Linked DNA regions of Homo sapiens: region 2 is linked to region 1. A link is a loop called in an ENCODE intact Hi-C map of the cell type or tissue named here. Cell type or tissue: MCF 10A. All regions are shown on one strand. Links, peaks and the distances in the headings refer to the core of each region. The heading gives the core; the rest is flanking DNA.

The links. A loop is a pair of places that touch in the nucleus more often than their neighbours do. Peaks named below come from ENCODE experiments on the same cell type or tissue, not always from the same donor. Only the 100,000 strongest peaks of a DNase experiment are listed, where the experiment ranks them.
Region 2: a loop joins it to region 1, with 11 times the contacts of the local background. A loop is called at or near these places in 2 of 110 quality-filtered maps.

What each region holds. Positions count from the first base shown.
Region 1 is chr7:7,418,838-7,429,496 of GRCh38, forward strand. COL28A1 (collagen type XXVIII alpha 1 chain) reads right to left here. Exons shown (of 35, transcript NM_001037763.3): 26 at 1,048-1,116. Among named protein-coding and RNA genes, the nearest start is that of COL28A1, 110 kb to the right of the region's middle. In MCF 10A, for the core only: a CTCF peak has its summit at 5,760 (motif pointing right); a DNase peak (open chromatin) is centred at 5,754.
Region 2 is chr7:8,360,118-8,370,776 of GRCh38, forward strand. No RefSeq gene overlaps it. Among named protein-coding and RNA genes, the nearest start is that of NXPH1, 68 kb to the right of the region's middle. In MCF 10A, for the core only: a CTCF peak has its summit at 5,597 (motif pointing left); a DNase peak (open chromatin) is centred at 5,564.

The sequences.
Region 1 (10,659 bases), core at 1,496-9,495:
GGGGGATCTTCATCCATTTAAAGTGATCTAGAAGGTTCAAAAATAGCATACCGCCAAAATTGAGTTGAGGGACAAAACAGAGATAAACTGAGAATCTTGGTAATTCTGGGATGCTCAGTAAAATCTTTGACTCATACAGCCTTTTCCCTCTCCTCTCTGAGAATGGGCTCTAATTCACTTCTGTGCATTTTCGGCATGAATATACCAATTCAAAATTTGAATTTGTGGTGGGTGGTTCATTGACATCTATTTTCCCTATTGAACATGCTTGCTACTTCTTTACCCTACTTTCGAACAAATCAAAGAAAGTTGTTGAGCAACTGAATGAACAATTAAAACTAGGTTTCTCAAACTCAGCACTATTAACATTTTGAGCTGAGTCACTCTTTCTGATGGGAGGCTGTCCTGGGCATTGTAGAATGGTTGGCAGCATCTCTGGACTTGATCTACTACAACCAAAAAATGTCCCTAGACATTGCCACATGTTCTCTGAAGCCAGGGAAGGGAAACAAAGTCTCCCTCTTTGAGAAACACTGGATTAAAAGAATAAAAGGATGAATAACCACCAAACTGAAGGAGACATAGAAAGGAGGGAAACTGGGCCAAAAGAAGTTGCTCTCATCTTCTCCAGGGACAATCAGTCTAGACCCTTGTACTGACACCCTGCCAGAGTAGCTGTGGCACAAAGGGCACAATGACACATTAGCAGGTGACCTGTTAAAAAAGCCACCTGAGGCACCTCTGCCAAAGTAAAGATGTGCTTCTTGATGACGGCACAGCCTCTAAGAAACCCAGAAATGTTCTGAGCACTTTGCAGTTAAAAAGAGGCTGACTTGCTCATTTCTTTTGGGGGAAGTGAATGGCTTTATAAACTCGAATGTTCTATTTTACTGAACGTTCACCTGATATGAAAAATAAGACGTTTCATCAGTCACCAAGAAAAAAATAAGTCAACACCAAGACGAACACTTATTATGAAGTTACTGTTCACTTGTTTGTCACTGATGATATCTGACCCTCACACAAAGCACTGAGCTGAGGACTCACCTTTGGCCCTTGGGTTCCTACGCCCCGAGGCCCAGAAGGACCTGGAGGGCCTCTGACCCCAGGCTCTCCCTGAAAAGACACAACAAATAACAAGTTACTAATTTTTTAAAGACTTTATGTTTTTTTCAATATATATATTTTAATATCAAAAACTTCTTGAATGTGACTAAGGTATTAATTGAACCCTCTTCTCCTAGATCACTTTTCTATTACCACCTAGGCAATCTTCAAACCAACAGATCCAGGTCCATTTCAAATTAATCAAGTCAATTAACTTCTTGGCAACATTAACTTTTTTCAGAACCCTCTTCTCTAGAATTTGGAAAAGTAATTACGAGTATTGTGAATAGAGGATGGAAGAAGAGACAAGAATAAAAAACAACCATTAAGAAATATAATCATATCCTGAACTAGTTGCTTTTATCATTGTATGCAACAAAGATTATGCTATTTGAGTTATGATGTTTCTGCCACCTCATTAACTGGAACTGCAGGGTAAACTCTAAAAAGGATTTTCAGCTTCACTAAGGCATGACAGCTTCATAGCTGGCAACTATTACCAGAAAATTGGTGGTACCTGATGAGGGTAGGTGACGCCCTGTGGCAAGACCTACTAGAGATGCTAATGATGGGAAGAAGGAGAGAAATAAAAATTGCTTCATTAGCCACCTTCTGTATTCCCAAGACTATGCCATGTATGTTCATATATGTTATTTGATATAATTTAGTACTCACAATAATCTTGCATTATAATGATGTCTAGTTTATGTAACTTCTCTGAACCTCGGTAAATTCATCACATATGTAGAAAATAATATCTACATTTCAAAGGGCTCAGAATTAAGTGAGACAAAGCTTGTAAGTGTTTCTATCATGATTTTTACCACAGAATAGGCACTTGGTATATGTCAGCTCCACTCACCTATTTTATTAAAGTGGAAGCTAAGGTTTGCCCAAGTCTGCACAGCTATTAAGGTGCAGGGCTAGAAGGATGTAGAAAAACAGGAACCCTCATAATTGCTGGTGCAGCCACTTTGGAAAACAGTTTGGTGGTTTAAGGTTCAACATAAATTTGCCAAATGATACAGTCATTTCACTCCTACATATACACCCAAAGAAAATAAAAATGTATGTCCACTTAGAGACTTGCATATGAATGCCCTTAGCAGCATTATACATAATCATCCAAAACTAGAAACAGCCTAAATGCCCATCAACTGGTGAATGGACAAAGTGCTGTAAATTCAGCAATAAAAAGGAATAAACTATGAATAAATGCCATAACATGAATGAACCTCAAAAACATTATTACTGATGAAAGAAGCCAGATATATGATTACATTTATAAATAATACCCAGAAAAGGTAACTCTATAGAAACAAAAAGTAGATTAGTCACTGCCAGGGGCCAGGGACAGCAACATGGATTAACTATAAATGGTCGTGAGGGATTTTACTGGGGGGATAAAAATGACCTAAAACTGATTTATGGTGATGGCTGTATAGCTTAGTAGCAAATTTACTTAAAGAACCATTGAATTTTATACTTAAAAAGGATGAATTCTAGAATGTGTAAAATATGCCTGAATAAAGTAATAAAGAAAAAAAAGAACCAGGGTCAGGCTTTGAACTACCACCCAAGACCTTTAGCCTTAGGTCCTGTTTTGCCCATATCCTGTTACCAGCTAAACAGCTTCCAGCTTCCAACACTGCAAAAACCATAAATTACAAGAAATGTTGAAGTTGTTCATTCAGAAAAACAGTCCATCTTTTAATTTACTTTCTACTTATAAACTCTAAAATACTTCCAGATAACCCAAGCCCTTAAAAGGACGGGGGCCACTTTAAAACTGTACTTTATTACTGACTTAATTCTTTTAATATCTACTTTCATAATTATGTATTTCTATTTTGCTTACAGACCACTTTTATTATACTGTCTCCATCTGTTCCACTTAGTACTTAGCTGCTTCTAAGGCTACGGGTGCTAATTATCTCTTTAACACCTCTCTCCTACTGACTCCCATCTTTGAGGGTCCCCAAGTTCCTGCCAGCTGAAAGGATCACTCCAACATCAAGGGCTCCAAGTAGAGAACATGAAAACCCTGTAGTACATACATTTCCATTAGCACTCCTTTCTTGAGTACCTATGAAGTACTTTCAAAGGGAGAGTGTGTAAGTTCACTGCCTGAAGTTCTCCAACTACACCTGACTGATTCATACACTTTGCTACATCTTAAAAGGACATGTCTTTTCTCTTCCAAACATTTTGACACTCTCCAACAAAACAAGTCAAGCATAGTTAAGTAAATCTTACCCAAAATCATCGAAAGTTTCATCAAAAATAATACTCCTCTTTGCTCAGTCACCCCAACCCACCCCAGATTTGGTGGCTTCCTCTCATTCATTTCCGTTCACCTGTGCCCTTCCAAGATGAGGTGAAAAGGTTAGGAAGGATATGGCCAGGTTGGGCGCAGTGGCTTACACCTGTAATCCCACCACTCTGGCAGGCCGAGGTGGGTGGATCACATGGTCAGGAGTTTGAGATCAGCCTGGCCAATGTAATGAAACAGTGTCTCTACTAAAAATACAAAAATTAGCTAGGCGTGGCGGCAGGCACCTGTACTCCCAGCTACTGGGGAGGCTGAGGCGGGAGAATCACTTGAACCCGGGAGGCAGAGGTTGCAGTGAACCAAAACCACGCCATTGCACGCCAGCCTGGGTGACAGAGTGAGACTCTGTCTCCAAAAAAGAAAAAAAAAAAGGAAGGATATAGCCAGACACCATGTGCCTCCTGCTGTGATACATTAGAGAATACACCACCCTACCTATCAATATTCTGGCCTAGAAAAAACTGAACCTGGATGTAAACACGTCTCTTGACCTACCAGCTTTGAGTGTCCCCAAGTTCCTGCCGGCTATTACTACCAGCTTACAGTAATAGACGGAAGAGGGAGAAACACGTTACACAACACCATGAGGATATCATCAGCAAATCCGCAAGTACAAATAACACATACACTAACTGCGAGCTAAAAACAAGGGAGGAGTCTACTTTGATTAAGAGAGATTTAAGAGCTATTTCAATCAAATGCAATGTGTGGGCATGATTTGGATCCCAATCCAAACAAACCAATTGCAGCAAATGGGTAAGACAAGCTTGGAAATGTGAATGCTGGATATTTGCTATATTAAGGAATTGTTCATTTGTTTTAGGTTTGATAATAGTATTGTAGTCAAGTTTTTAAAAAGAGTTCTTACATTTGAATGACAAATGCTAAAGCTTTATATGGATGATGTCTGAGGATTGCTTCAGGATAATGTGGTGAGGGGAGGAGTGAAGAATATAGCTAAAACAAGATCAACTATGTGTTGATAATTGTTAAGGAAGTGTGATATGTAAATGAGAGTTCATTTCACTAGTCTTTCCACTTTTGTGCATGCTTAATTTTCATAATTGTTTTAATACAATTTTTAAAAATCCATAAACAATATCCAGCAAAAGTCTCTCCAGTGAACCTGAGATAGTGTTGCTGTAATAGACCCCCTTAATAATAATTCATGATTTTAAAGATATTAAAACTGGGCAAAGGGGAGGAGCACACAGGTAGATTCAACATCATTAGAATTTACATCTGTCGTGTGTATTCTTGGGATGTACCAAATGTTACATAATTTTTTTTTTAACATAGGGATACGGAGAGAAGGCAAGATTTTTTTTTAACAAAGTAGTATGTTTTAAGAAAAAATTTGACACTGTAGTATTTAATTCATGATTTTTTTTGTGTGAGAATGTTAGCTAAAACCTCCCCTCAACTAGTATTAATTACACTAATACCCACACATGGGAAAGCAAGCGGGAAAAGCAGTTAAAATAGGTCCATAGTTTACCTCAGGCCAGCCTTGTCAATGCTCAGTGTTGCTATTCATTCTCTCCTTCACAGTCTCCCTTATTCACGTCCCCCTAACCCTCAACCTTTGGGAGTATCTGAAGGCCAACTGCAGTAGGACAGCTGACCCTGTAGATACCTTACTGTTCTCTCTGTCCCGCAGCCTCAGCCAATGAATTTAAGATGTGTTCCATGTCATCTGTGGTCCTTCAGTGTTCACCTAAAACAAACTGTCCATCCTTATCCATATAATTGTTGACATATAGCTATGTTTCACATATCTAAATAATCTTTTGTATCTTTCAAACTACGGGAAAATAATGACTTATAGCAATGCTTTTGTGAATCTAATAGACTTTAAATCAAGTCTTAACGTTCTGCAGATATTAGAATTGGTCTGTAACACGGCATGAGAGTTGTTCCTCAGTGTATATGTACCATACTTTGATAGATGGGAACATTAGGCATTTAATGATCTGAGAATCCACAGAAGTAGTGTCTCTCCACTATGGTGGGGTCTTTGAAAATGATCTTTTGTGGTTCCATGGGCCGTGTGTCCATGTTAGGCCACCACACCTGGTAAATGTGAGCAAGAGAATTGCGGACAGGTCTTGCTTGGCCATTTGACGGCACTGGTTTTGTCATAAGGCAGCACCGTAGGTACCTAAGAAGTGCGTTGACCTGTGATATTTTCAGATACACAGTTTATTGTCAGTGGATACAGCAATATTCACAAATAAAGGAATTACAACAGGTTGTCGCATAGCTGGACATAGCTTCCCACGCAACAGCTGAGGGTTGTTGGAGCCTGCAGAGGGAGCCCTTGTATTAGGAGATAATGAACAGACGTGCGAGCAAATTCTAGAGTCGCCATTGGTAACAACATCTATCACTTTCCTAAGATGACAGTCTTAGCCTTACCCCTAACCCCTGCACCCACTCTCTCAAAAGAAGAATAACGGACTGTTTAGATGGCATACCACTTCCTCTTGGCCCGCCAAAGGGATTCTAGATGGGAGATACTACTTTCATTTTCACAGGAAACGGCCAAATTCAGGACTGTCTGCAGTATTTGTGCATATGAACTTAACAAATGATTCAGTGAAGACCACCTAGACCATAACCTTGCAGAGTGGATAATTTTAACTCCTTTAAAAATACACATCATCTTATGATGGTTCTAAAACTCACACATTGAAGCTTTCCCTTTTTAAATGAAAGAAGAAAGAGGAGAGCAAACACATTCATTCATTTTCTCATTAGTAAATCTTCACTTTGGTTAATATTAAAACTATTATAATAAATAATAAATAAAAATAATACTTATTAAGTTTATTATGCAGCAGGAAGTTTTCATTCATTATCTTACCTGATCTTATCAACATCAACTTATTCCATTTTACAGATAAGGAAACTGAGCTACAGCAGGATACATGACTTGCCAAAAACCAGGCAGTCTGAAGCAATTCAAACCCAGGTATGACTCCAGAACCCATCTCCCATTTTGATGTGGACTGGGACTAGATGCAAGACGCTAACTTTTCCATAGACTTTCTTCCAGCTGTCATTTAATGCAAAGACCTCGGCTGTTTGGCTGTGAAACTGTAAAAGTCCTTTCCCTACATCGCCAGTCACACCCTCTCAAGGAGAAGAACATCCTGGATTATAAGATTCATCCTGTATTACACAGGTCCCACACGACCTGCACAAGAATCCAGCCCTCTAAGTCTTCCCGTCCCATTTTCCCTCCGTTGCTAATCCTTGGTTTTGCGGTTTACTCCAATGTGTTAATTGACTTCATTCCAGATCTCCTACCTATACCAGTTCTTAATCTCTCTTCTTATCCATCCTACAATGTGTGTGATTTGGCAGCGTGATGCATAAAATGGCTACTACCACTAATTATATTTGAATTTGTTAGGATTCATAAAGATGTTTTACATACATTAGTCTATTAATTTATCATAATAAACCTGTGAAGTAGGCATTATTATCCCAAATCACAGATAAGAATGCTAAGCCTCAGGGAGACTAAACGACTTGCTGAGGTCACACAGCTAATAAGTGGCAAGGTTTCAAGGTGGAGCAGTGACAAGGAAACAACCCATTATACCTTATGAGTTTTCTAAAAATATCAATATAATATTTGAGGAAATAATCAGCCCATTAGATTATTTTCCTCCCCCTTACTCCCCCACACACTAATGAGGCTTTAATCATACTCTCTCCCTTTGTGCCAGCTAAGTTGCTGCCACTCTTTGAGAAGAAGGTGGAAGCAAGATATACTTGTTCCAAAAGTGATTTCATGCTTTTTCTACTTTGGGGACAATAAAAGCAAATTAAATTCACTGTGAAAGAATCAGCCTCTTAAGGATGTTCCAAGGAATGGTACTCTAAAGATTCTGCTAAATGATGAAACTGAGGAATGACTGGGTTTTAAAATAAGGTAGAAGTCAAAGTGATGATAGCAGCTGCCTTATGTTTCTTTCTTTCTGGTTTTTAAATAAAATTAAGATATAACTACTCCAACTACCACAAACATAGGCAGAACTCTGGAATGAATTACATAATTCCACCTATGTCATGTGTTAGGACCTCTAGAATACCTCACTCGTGGTAGCCAGAATGTCAATGGAAGTTTTAGAGGCTTTTTTCTAAGTATATGCACATATTGGCAATGTGTATTGATTATTGAATGACCGTTGTCATATGACTCAGTCATTTCTCAATGACACCCTTTAATATGAATAGGAAGATAGTACCAACTGTCAGCATGATCATCATGGGGATGAGAAAATAATTATACAAATGCTAGAAAACAAACTTCTCAAATTGCTACATTTCCTCTCAAGTATTTTCTCACCTTTAAATTTCAAATTATTTAAAGTATTTTCAATTACTTGAATCAATTTATCTCCTAAAACTTTAATATTCACCCCAAAACAGCTGTATCTCATAGTCCCTGACAATTTTAAAACTTCTTATTTTTTCCTTTTCTCAAAATCATCTCATCAAAGATGAGCAAATGATGGCCTTTTGCCAAGAACTTCACTGGAGAGCAAGAGTCTTTCTTATTTAGCTTGGTTAGAAACCTTGAAAACATAAATATTGATACTGCCCCTTACGACAGTGAGAAGAGCAGGCTGTCTTGTACTAAAACTGAATATAATTTTCCACTGGGAGAAAGTTCCTCCAAGTCTGCATGATCAAAAATAACAATATGTTTATGGTGATGTGGGCAATGAATGTTAAGGGGATTTACCATGTGTCTCCAGGGCTGAAGGAAAAGTACGTACATACTCATAAGAAGAGAAATACAAAGCTAGGAAAACAGCAAGGAGAGATGAAAGCAATATTCAAAGTCATGAGGTGGACTACTAGAGTGCAGCTCAGATTTTAGAGATCAGGCATATAACTGCATTGGGGAGTAACCTTGAATAGTCACCTTTTCCTGGTCTTGGATATGACCCTTTCTGAAACCTCTGGGTCAAACTGCCTAGGGTCTAAACTTTGTATGGCTCTGGCTTTAATTAGTTCTGTTTTGGGCTGATTGTCCAGGCTGAAGCAATTTTGCAGTCATATTATAGGGAGGTGGCTTTCTTCAAGTCCACTTTGGAATTACATGCCCTTAACTTCATTAAGTCTGTATCCTAGGCCAGCCCTCCTTGTTGGGCACTGTTCAAAAATGGAGTTCCTTGTCCAGTCTATGTCTGCCAATGGAATTCACACATTCCTAATGCATCTCTGTGTGAATCGGTCCTCTGTTCCACCAATGCCTGTTGGTGGAGTGTACATATGTGAGCCATTGCAGAGAACAGAGGGGCAATTCAGATGCTGGGAACATTTTTAGAATAATGATACTCAGTGGAATTCCACATAGACTTGCATTTTATGGCTATGGGTCACTTTTGTCAAATAAAGCATGTATTTACAATACTCAAACATTTAAAGTTACTGAAAAATATTTAACTCTTTTGGGTTTGGGGTTTATGCTTCTCTTTAATGTTTATATAATTTAAGTTTTGACAATAGAAAAGCTAGGCTGAAAGGGGAAACAATCCAACTGCACACACAAAAGAGTGCCTAGATAGAAGACGGACAGCATAGGAGATTGAGCATCTGTGGATCAGGGTAAGTCATGCTTTCTGCTCTGATTTATTCATCCATTTAGTTTTTCATTCATTCATCCATATCCATAGCCCCTCTCATATACAAAACAAATGTAGTATCAAAAATGTTTCTATTGTAAAGAGACAAGTTGCTCAACCTTCTGGTTCTTCATTTCTTCATCTATAAAACAGGGGGACTGTTAAAAATGTCATAATATTCTGGAAATATTTAGGTAATACATAATCATGACAATGATAATAGTAATTATACCTGTAATAACAACAACAATCCAACAAGTCTTTTCTGCCAACAGACTTATGCCAACAACTTGATGGTTAAGAGGTCCTAACCCCAAATCCAGGTTAGATCTCCTCTGTGCAAAGATTAGGCTAAGTTCAACCACTCCAAGGCTTTGGAGCGGGTCATAGCTTTTTCTGTGATGATCCAGCTCCCTGAGAGGGCCTGAAAAAAGCTAAGAGACGGGCACGGTAGGCTGTACCTGCCCTTAGTGAACTCAGGAGAGCCACGTCTTATATTCCTTTTCTATGAGGCCAGAAATAAACTCTTATATCAGAGACATCAGGAAATCAGACCTTATGCTACATGTACCTTACAAAGCTTTGGGGGTGAAAACACAGGAACAGAGTTATCTGCAGCTCCTCGAAGAGAAATGAGACGTATGGCATGTTTGCCCTCAAACCACAAGAAGTGCCCTTAATATCTAAGGCTCCAGAGAAGAAAAGCAGGCTGTGATGAGTGGGGCTTGGAGCTTGGCTTCCCCATCAACGAGCCAGGAGATTGGATCCAGGAGTGAGGACACTGGATGAGCACTTCCCACTTAGCAAGAAACCAAATTATCAGTTCCTCTTCCCAGCATGTTTCAAAGGTGAGTTTAAAATCTATATCTCCTCTCTCCTTCAAAGTTGTAGTTTTTACAAGAATTTTAGAAATATCTCAGAAGGTCTTGCCGAATTTGAATTAAATTCAAGGTAATTGTATCCAGAAGGACAATAACCACTGATGTTGCAGGGAATTTTTCCACTTGGAAAAGAGCCACGGAGAACCACAAGGGTGCTAGATGTCAGCAACTGCTTTTTATATGTTTTGAAACACAGAAGCTTTGAGTTTAATGTCTGTGTCATATGCTAAACACATGTGACCTTAACTAAACAGCACCAAAACCCACCATAAATTCATCGTCAACCTTAATGGTTTCCTCATTTCAAAACACATTTGTTTTGTAAGTTAATGCCTTAAGGCCACAATTTTAAGGCGACTACACAAAGCTTAAATGAAAAACATATCAGGATCCATATGGCTCTACTACCACACACACATATATACAGTTTCACTGTCATTTTAACTCAAAAGGGGAGAAATTTTGCACACATTTGGGTCCTGTGCTTCCGCTGCCATGGACAATTTTTGGTATTTTCAGAATTTCCCGTACTTTACCAAGCAAGAAGGGCAAAGTTAACTGGAATTATCTTCCTTTCTTTGCCAGTTTCTGTCTATGAATCTCCCTCTCTCTCTCTCTCTCTCTCACATACACACACACTCTCTTTCTCTCTGTGCTCTGTGTGTGTGTGTGGGGGGGGGGATGGTGTGTGTGT
Region 2 (10,659 bases), core at 1,210-9,209, 940 kb after region 1:
CTTCCTATATACCTGGGATAAAATTCAAGGAAAGAGTAACTCTGAGGTGGCTTGGAATTCAGGCTTAAATATCATCATCAGCTAAAGAAAAAATAAAAAGGATGTAGGGAAGGCCAGTTATGGGAAGGTAGCCAGAAAATGTGTATCAGCAAGAATGAGGTTTGGTCCTGTGATTTAGTCATTTTTTTTCTTCCTGGAAAGAAGAGAGGAGATCAGAGTGGAAGGTCATCCTTGAAAATGGAGATTTATTTTACAAATGTAAATTTACATTACAAAAGGGTAATTTCTAGTGTTTTCAGACCTTTTCCTGTGTCTGCTGTTTCTCAAAATCATCAGCTCGAAATAATCCTTAAGCAAAAGTGTCGTATTTTTAGGGTGGCATATCTGTTGCCTGTAGTCTGCCTGCAAAAGTTTTCTGCTCTTAATCATTAGGCAGTTCTCTGTCTCAATTGAAGAGCTCATTTCAGTTTTCAACAGATGTAGAATTATAATGAATCAGTTAGAATTCATTAAGCTACTCACACCTTGATTTTGAACTTCTGCCCTTCAGAACTGTGAGAGAACACATTTCTATTGTTTTAAGCCACACAGGTTGTGGTAATTTGTTACAACAGCCCTGGGAAACTAATACAGTATCTTAAGTTTAATATGACTAAAACAGAACTCTTGCTCTGCCCCCACCCAAAACCCACATCCCCACAGTCTTAGTTTCTCAGTAGGTGGTAATTTTATCCTTCCAGTTGCTAAAACGAAAATTTGAGGAGTCATTCTTGATCCTCTTTTCCTTATCTCCCACATCTAATGTTTTACAGACCTGTTGCTTTTATCTTCAAAACAGATCTGCCTTTTCCACCTCCATTTATTTGCAACTCCATGATTGCTACCTTGCTCACAGCCACCATCATCTCTGGCCTGGACTACAGTAATACCTTTCTTACTGATCTGTCTCCTTAAGCTCTTGCCCCATTATGCCTAAAATAAAATCCAAACTTCTTACCCTGGCTTGCAAAACACTGCATACAGGGGTTCTTTTTGTTTCTCAAATAGAACAGCTCATTCTCATTCTCACCTTGGGCCTTTGCTCTAGTTGTTCCCTCTGCCTGGAATGCACTTCCCTTTCAAGATGCAACCAGTTTCTTGTTAATTATATCTGAACTTCAGTGTTACCTTCCTTTGGACACCCTTTTCTGATCAGCTGGTTTAACCAGCCTTCCTAGTAGTTACTCTCTGCTACAATAGCCTATTAACATTCTTTGCACTGTACTCGTCGTTACCTAACATTTTTCTTCATTTGTTCACCTATGCTCACTAGAATGCAAGCTCTGTGAGAATAGAGAACGTACTTACCTGGTTCACCACCACTTTGCCAATGCCTGAGCAGTCATTGGCATATAAGAGGAACTCATAAATATTTGTTAAATGAATAACTCCCATCCTCCCCATCCCTCACAACTATATGTGAAGAAATGATGACACAGGTTTTCAAGCATAGGTTCTGAAGTTTTGGGTGAATCAGCTAGAGAAGAGTGAACAATAACCTAACAGGCTCCCTTTTTTTGATAAGAGTCTTTTATACATTTTGGCTTTTCTTTTGGGTTTGTCAAGTTCTCCCTTCTATTGACATATACTGAACCCCCCCAACTGGGATGATTACATATCAAGAAAAAAATACATACTTCTTTCTCAAAAACGTGTATGGCACCTCTAACATTGTTAGTACTTGTGTGTGTGGGGAGGTTACTTATAAAAAGTAAATGAATAAATGTGCTCTTAATTAGCACCCCCAAGCAATTAAAACTGATTGAAGCATGACTAATTTAATCATTCTAAATCACCTACACAGTGAAAATAATTTTTACAGTTCACTTAAATTCAGAAATTTTAGAAACTTTGATTGTTATTAGAAAATAATAAAAACAAATCAATACATTTCTGATAAAGGACTACTTTCTAAAGAAGCACTTAACGATTGTCTTAACCCTCTCTCTTTAAAATATGAATTTCAATTCAATATCTGTTTAACTCATACTTTTAGAAGTCAAATTTTAGATTGATATGAAAATGCTTGATAAATTCATACAATATTCGAATACAGGTAATATTCTAACACCAAACTGCCTGTTTTGTATAGTCTGCGAGCTAAGAGTGTTTTCTACATTCTTAAATGTTTGAAACAAAATTCAAAGAAAGAATATTTTGAGACACGTGAAAATTAAATGAAATTAAAATTAAAGTTAATTAAAATGAAATGAAATTAAGATTAAATTAAATTTCAGTGTTTATAAGTAAAGTGTTATTGAAACAGTCATGTTTATTTACTTATATATTGTCTATGGCTGCTTTCTCATTACAATCACAGGGTTAAGTAGTGGTGACAGAGACCATATAGCCCACAAAGCTTAGATATTTGTTATTGGGCTATTCGTAAAAAATTAGCTGACCCTTGTCCTAAGATAGAAAAACCTTTGAATAATATTCTTATTGCTCTGTTTATCTTAATCATCTAATTAAAAGACAACAATGTGGTATTTTAAAATTCAAACCAGTATTTTCTTGTATCTAAGAACTGGTGCCATTCAGAGTAAGAACAGCAAAACAAACAGAGCTACATATACTTGTTATACATCAAATATTACAGCATATAACTATAGAACCTATTAGTTAAAATGGTCTTTCCTAGACTACGTGGAAATAGGAGACTGTCTTTGTTAAGGCATCTATTTATATTCAGATGCGGTGCTGTGACACAAAGAAGAATGAGGAAGTCCTTACTCTCTAGGAGTTCGTGATCAAGCAGAAGTTCACATTCTTATTTAATTCCCATGCAACTTAATGAGACACATCACTATTTTAGAAGTGAGGCAACAGAAATGCAGATATTTGCTTAACAGAAATGCAGAAATTTGTTTAAGACACCCTGAAAATATTTGAAATTCTTGTGTTTATTTTTCTGGATTCAAGTTAACATAGTAGTAAAATATAGAGCTACACTTTTACAAATGGTATAGAAAGAAGGAAGAACCTAAGGACAGTCCACACCTGGCCAGTCCCTGTCAGAATGGATTCCTGGGCATGTTGTTTGTTTCAACATCTGATAGATTCCTATGTATATTCCAGGTTTAACGTGGTTAAGGGCTAAGCACAGGAGGCAGGGAATGGGAGGGCAGTAGACTGCCTGTTTTCTAAAGAAGTGTGTCCTTTAGAAAATATATTTCAATGGATCGCAGACACCATACCAACTTTCCACTTTAAAAAAAATCTCAAAATAGACTCTGTGCAGCCCTGGAAAGTGTAACAACATAAGGGAAACAGCTGGGGGGCTGAGAGAAGCTCTGAAGTCTGACCTATCTCAGATATGGATGTGATGACCTACTTTCATTCCAGGTAGAGAATAAATTCAGATAACCGTATATGCTGCCGTCCTGTGGAGCTCACATATGGCCTTACAGTAAATGGGCATGCTGCTGGAGCTCAGAGCAACCATGTTTATATTATAGATGCACTGATAGTCATCTCTGTGGTCCCAACTGGAAAGGCAATTCAGAAGAATAAAGGTTTACACTGTAGACTGTCATTGTGAGAAGAAAATGACTCCTCCCTCTGGCCTGAGCTATTTTTGTAACTAGGAAATTTAAGAGAAAATGAACAATATAGTCAGAAGAGCAGAGAAGGAGGAGCATAAACTCTTGCCCCACACCTCTGGGAACCAGCTGATTCAGACCACTTTCCTCATAACACGCATGGACTTGCTTATTTTGCTCATTGATTCATTTAAACTTCAATATACACTTTTGTCCCCTAGGATGGCAGATCCCAATTAGAACTGAAATGACTTTCTCAAATGAGATTTCCCAGAATCATATAAAAAAAAATATTACTGTTAACTATAGTCATCCACTATAGTTAAGAATATTATATAGATTTAAATGGCTAGAGGTGAGGTTATTGTATGTTTTCAACACAGACATGATAAATGTTTGAGATGATGGATATACTAATTATCCTGATCTGATCACTAAACATTATATGTATCAAATCATCACTATGTACACTGTAAATGTGTACAATGATTATTTGTCAGTTGAAAAATTAGAAAAATAGCCCCCAGTAAAGTTCAATCTCAAAGAAAAAGCATATCCAAGAGTAGTACAATAAACACACATAAACCTAAACCCTATATATAATTATTAACATTTTGTCACTTTTGTGCTTGTATGCTCTCTCTCTGTTGCTATTCAATGTAAGAACAGCTCTCTTGGGATATGTGGATACTAATGGCTCTTAGCAGTCAGAAGAAATCTTAAGTATTACCTTCTCATGTACAGTAGGAAAAAAATATATAACATATATGTATATTTTTGTTTTCCTGAACAAGCTGAGAATTCGTTGCAGGTTTCCTGGTGCTTGCCTCTTCTGCCTGTGTTTGCTAGGAAATGGACATTCTTTGACATAACCAAACATCAATATCACACTCAAGAAATCAACATTAACACAACACTAGTATCTAATTTCTTGTCCATATTCAAAATTTCACAATTGTTCCAAAAATGTCCTTTATAGGTGTTTAAAAAAGTTTGAAAAATTAAAAAATTAAAATTGCATTGGCATGTCATGCCTCTATGGGTCTTTAATTTAGAACTTTTTTTTTGTCCTTTTGGCCTTTTGAAGAGTCAAGGTTGGTCATTTGACAGATGTCTAATGATTTTCTTATTATTCAGATTAAACTTTTTTTGGCAGAAAACTACAGAAGTGATGTTGTATATTGTCACCCTAGGGTATCTAATTAGGAGACGCATTAGGTCAGTTTGTTCTTTTATTGGTTATGCTAAATTTGATCTTTTGATTAAAGTGAGGTCCATCAGATTTCCCCACTATCAAATATACCTTTCTTCATTAAAATTAATAAGTAATTGAAGGAGAAATAATTTCAGATTGTGTTACTATCCTGTTCTTCAACAGTCTTTCATCTGTGCTTTTGGCATCTATTACTAATTATTATCTCAATCAATTATTACTATGGTGGTTGCAAATGGTGATTTTTGAATTCTATTATTCCTTCTTAATTTATTAGTTAGAATTATTTTGCAAAACAGAGCTTTTGCTTGTCCACTCCACTTAAAATATTATTTATTTATCATTGTTAAACATATAAACATGACCACACACACATATATAATATATATACACATTTTATATTTGTATGGAATCATGAATTAAAAAAATTCATTTTGTTATTATTTGTTTCTGCCATTCTTCATTATGATACTTGAGTCATAATCTTTTAAATTTAGATCCACACTAACTTATTCCTGCTGATGGGAATGTGGGATCTGTGTGACTGAGTCTAGCCTGGAACAGAGCTTTCCTGGGACATACTAACTATGGCTCTTAAGAGGTGAAGAGATCTTAACCATTACCTTCTCATGGACAGTAGGAATTATCTGCACAATGTCTTATATCCATTGGTGGGAAGAGTCTATACTATTCTATTTGCTCTCGTCTCTGGAATGCCTATCTTCTTCCCAACAGAGATGCCCTTATGCTTCTGATTCATCACACATCTTCTGCCATCTGGTGGTAGGTTGCTAAGCAAACAAGAAGAGACCAGGCAAAGTCTTTACAATATTTGGAGAACACAGTAGGACCTGTGCTGTCCAGAAAACATAAAATGATGGTGTCCAAATGGCAGGTCATTTTTTAAAAGTAGGACTCTTAAATGCATGTGACTTTTTGGAAGAAGAAAGAAGATGAGAAGCATTTATGGGTCTCTGTGCTGAGGTCTGTCACAAACGCTACCCAAGTTAAACCCCAAGAAGTTCTAGGAGGTAGATGCTATTATCCTCATTGTATAGATCAGAAAAGGGAGAATTAAATATTTTGTCATGGCCATGCATCTTCTAAGTGGTAGAGACAATATTTGAAACAAATTTACCTGACTTTGAAGCCTGGATTCTTTCCTTTCACTGCACTGACTCTAAAGTGTATTTGTTTTTGTGTTTGTATGTGTGTGCGTGAGTAAACATAGAGGATACTATCTGCTGTGTAAATTAATGAAGGCCTTCCAAAATCTCAGATGAATATAAACAATTAAAAATATGTTAGAATATAATAATATATTCCTTTAAACACTTTTTTTTTTAAGACAAAGTCTTGCTATGTTATCTAGGCTGGCTTCAAGCTCCTAGGCTCAAGGGATCCTCTTGCCTCAGGCTCCAAGCATCTAGGACTACATGTGCTTGGCATCATGGTGGGCTTACTTTTCAGGTGCATGCCTAATCAGATAATCACTAATATTAGATATCCTCATTTCCATAATACATTTGAGATAGGCAGGACAGTCAAGTCCTGCCTATCTCAAATTTTAAAAAGGCTGGACTTAGGAATCATTGTGTTACTGTGAATACTAAATTAGGTAATATATATAAAGTTAACTCAGGGCCTGGAGAAATTCTGCTTAGCAAATGATGACAATTGCCATTATTAATTATGAGAAGAGTTAGTGGGAATACTTTTAAGCCAGTAAATATTTCTGAGGTCTGAAGACTTTCTTGACATGTCTTCTTAGAGATGCTTCAATAAGTTAGTCTTGTTTTTTCTCCTTGACCCTACTTCGTATTTAAATAAAAGTGGTTTTTGGCCAAACAGTTCCAGGGCCTCAGTACTTGCTAATCAGACATTATCTGTGATTGGTATATGGAGACTCTTAACTTTTTTCTTTCACTGCTTGTTGCTAACTAGAGTCCCCAGAAACCACCTCATTTGGAAAGAACAATCGTTCCAGATCATCAGGACTCAATATGTGATGAATTTTAAATCATTTGAGGATAAGCTTATTTTAGGCTATATTTCTAAGGTGCATTGTAGATTTTGATGTTTATCTCAATGTTAAGGAGACAAAAAAATGAAGCATTGTCTTTCATTATCTTCAAATATTCTTTGATTTGTTTTTGCACGTACATATGCAACTCTCCCTTTACTTATAGTTTATCAAATAAAAATGCGTGATATTTTATTTGCTCTACTTTTGATATATCTTACTGTATTTCATCATTTAATAGAAAACTTTGCCATAGATTTACTTAAAAATATTTATTGCACGTCTATCGTATGCCAGGCACTAAGTCATATAGGGTAGGATTTAAGAGAAAAATTACTTAATGTAAAAATCCATGTGCCAAGCACTGTGCCTGGTATACACAATATACAATTAAAAAGATACGGTGTTTTCCCTCAAGGAACTTTAAGATTGGTTTATCATCACAACTTAATGAAATTAATATTATTAAATACATTTAATGGGAGATGAGGAAACTGAAGTTAAAAGAAGTTGAAATAACTTACATAAGGTTACATAAGAAGTAAGTGGCAGAATAATAATTTGTGTTAATTAAATATTTTATAATATTATATTTTATTTCCTAAATTGGTTTTTGAACTGTATCTCTTTGTTTTCTTAAGACATTGATCTGAGGTTCAAATATGCATTTTTAACTTATTACAGTCTATTTAGAATCAATATTACACAGCTTTCTATAAAGTATAATAATCATATAATAATATACTTTTATTTTCCCTCTTTCAGCCTTTGGACTATTTTTCTCATACATTTTATTTTATTTTTATTTTTCCAGGTAGCTACCAATTCTAGTGTTGTGCATTCCTTCATATAGATCCATATTTTTTTTTTCTTTTTATTTCAAAAGGTTTTTGGGGAACCGGTGGTGTTTGGTTACATGGATAATTCTTTAGTGGTGATTTCTGAGATTTTGGTGCACCCATCACCCAAGAAGTATACATTGCACCGAAAGTGTAGCTTTTTATTCCTCACCCACCTCTCATCTTTCCTCCCTAAGTCTCCAAAGTCCATTGTATTGTTCTTATGCCTTTACATCCTCATAGCTTAGCTCCCACTTATGATACGATACTTGGTTTTCCATTCCTGAGTTACTTCACTTAGAGTAATGGTCTCCAACTCCATCCAGGTTGCTGTGAATGCCATTATTTCATTCCTTTTTTATGGCTGAATAGTATTCATATCTATCTATCTATCTATCTATCTATCTATCTATCTATCTATCTGTCTATCTATCATCTATCTATCTATCCAATCTCACATTTTCTTTATCCACTCAATTGACGGGCGTTTGGGCTGGTTCCATATTTTTGCAGTTGCAAATTGTGCTGCTATAAACATGCATGTGTTTTCATATAATGACTTCTTTTCTTCTGGGTAGATACCCAGTAGTGGGATTGCTGGATCCAGTGGCAGATCTTTTAGTTCTTTAAGGAATCTCCATATTATTTAACATAGTAATTGTACTAGTTTACATTCCCACCAGCAGTGTAAAAGTGTTGTCCTTTCACCACATCCATGCCAACATCTATTATTTTTTAATTTTCAAATTATAGCTATTGTTGCAGGAGTAAGGTGGAATATCATTGTGGTTTTGATTTGCATTTCCCTGATAATTAGTAATGCTGAGTATTTTTCATATGTTTGTTGGCCATTTGTATATCTTTTTTTGAGAATTGTCTATTCATGTACTTATCCCACTTTTTGATGGGATTATTATTTTTTTCTTGCTGATTTATTTGAGTTCCTTATAGATTCTGGATATAGTCCTTTGTCAGATGCATAGTTTGTGAAGATTTTCTCCAAACCTGTGGGCTGTCTGTTTACTCTGCTGATTATATCTTTGCTGTGCAGAAGCTTTTTAGTTTATTAAGTCTCATATATTTATCTTTGTTTTTGTTGCATTTGCTTTTGGGTTCTTGGTCATGAAGTCTTTGCCTAAGCCAGTGTCTAGAAGTGTTTCTCTGAGTTATCGTCTAGAATTTTTATGGTTTCAGGTCTTAGATTTAAGTATTTTATCTATCTTAAGTTGATTTTTATACGGGGTGAGAGATGAGGATCCAGTTTCATTCTTCTACATGTGGCTTGCCAATTATCTCAGCACTATTTGTTGAATAGAGTGTCCTTTTCCCACTTTATGTTTTTGTTTACTTTGTCACAGATAAGTTGGCTATAATTATTTGGCTTTATTTCCGGATTCTCTATTCTGTTCCATTGGTCTATGTGCCCATTTTTATAACAGTACCATGCTGTTTTGGTGACTATGACCTTATAGTATAGTTTGAAGTTAGATAATGTGATGCCTCCAAGTTTGTTCTTTTTGCTTAGTCTTGCTTTGGCTATGTGGTCTTTTTTGGTTCCATATCAATTTTAGGGTTGTTTTTTCCAGTTCTGTGAAGAATGATGATGGCCTTTTGATGGGAATTGCATTGAATTTGTTGATTGCTTTTGGCAGTATGGTCATTTTTACAGTATTGATTCTACCCATCCATGAGCATAGGATATGTTTCCATTTGTTTGTGTTGCCTATGATTTCTTTCAGCAGTGTTTTGTAGTTTTCCTTGTAGAGGTCTTTCACCTCCTTGGTTGGGTATATTCCTAAGCATTTTATTTTTATTTTTTTGCAGCTATTATAAAAGAGGTTGAGTTCTTGATTTTTTTCTCAGCTTGGTTGCTGTTGGTGTATAGCAGTGCTACTGATTTATGTATATTGATTTTGTATCGTGAAACTTTACTGAAGTCATTTATCAGATGTAGGAACTTTTTGGATGAGTCTTTAAACTTCTCTAGGTCTACAATCATGTCATCAACAAACAGCAACAGTTTGACTTCCTCTTTGTTGATTTGGATGCCCTAAATCTTTCTCTTTTCTGATTGCTCTGGCTAGGATGTCCAGTACAACGTTGAATAGAAGTGGTGAAAGTGGGCCTCCTTGTCTTGTTCCAGTTCTCAGGGGGAATGCTTTCGGCTTTTCCCCATTCAGTATAATGTTGGCTGTGGGTTTGTCATAGATGACTTTTATTACATTAAGGTATGTCCCTTCTATGCTGATTTTGCTGAGGGTTTTAGTCATAAAGGGATGCTGGATTTTGTCAAATGCTTTTTCTGCATCTATTGAGATGATCATGTGATCTTTGTTCTTACTTCTATTTGTGTGGTGTATTACATTTATTGACATGTGTATGTTAAACTATCCCTGCATCCCTGGTATGAAAGCCCCTTAATCATGGTGTGTTATCTTTTTGATATGCTGTTGGATTCTGTTAGCTAGTATTTTGTTGAGGATTTTGGCATCCATATTCATCAGGGATATTGGTCTGTAGTTTTCTTTTTTTGTTATGTCCTTTCCTGATTTTGGTATTAGGGTGACACTGGCTTCATAGAATGATTTAGGGAGGATTCCCTCTTTCTCTATCTCATGGAATAGTTTCAATAGGATTGGTAACAATTCTATTTTGAATGTCTGATAGAATTCAGCTGTGACTCCATCTGGTCCTGAACTTTTTTTTGTTGGCAATTTTTAAAAATTACCATTTCAATCTCACTGCTTGTTATTAGTCTGTTCAGAGCTTCTGTTTCTTCCTGGTTTAATCTAGGAGGGTTGTATATTTCCAGGAATGTATCCATCTCCTCTAGGTTTTCTAGTTTGTGCACATAAAAGTGTTCATAGTATCCATGAATGATCTTTTGTATTTCTGTGGTATTGGTTGTAATATCTCCCGTTTTGTTTCCAATTGAGTTTATTTGGATCTTCTTATTTATTTTCTTGGTTAATCTCGCTAATGGTCTATCAATTTTGTTTATCT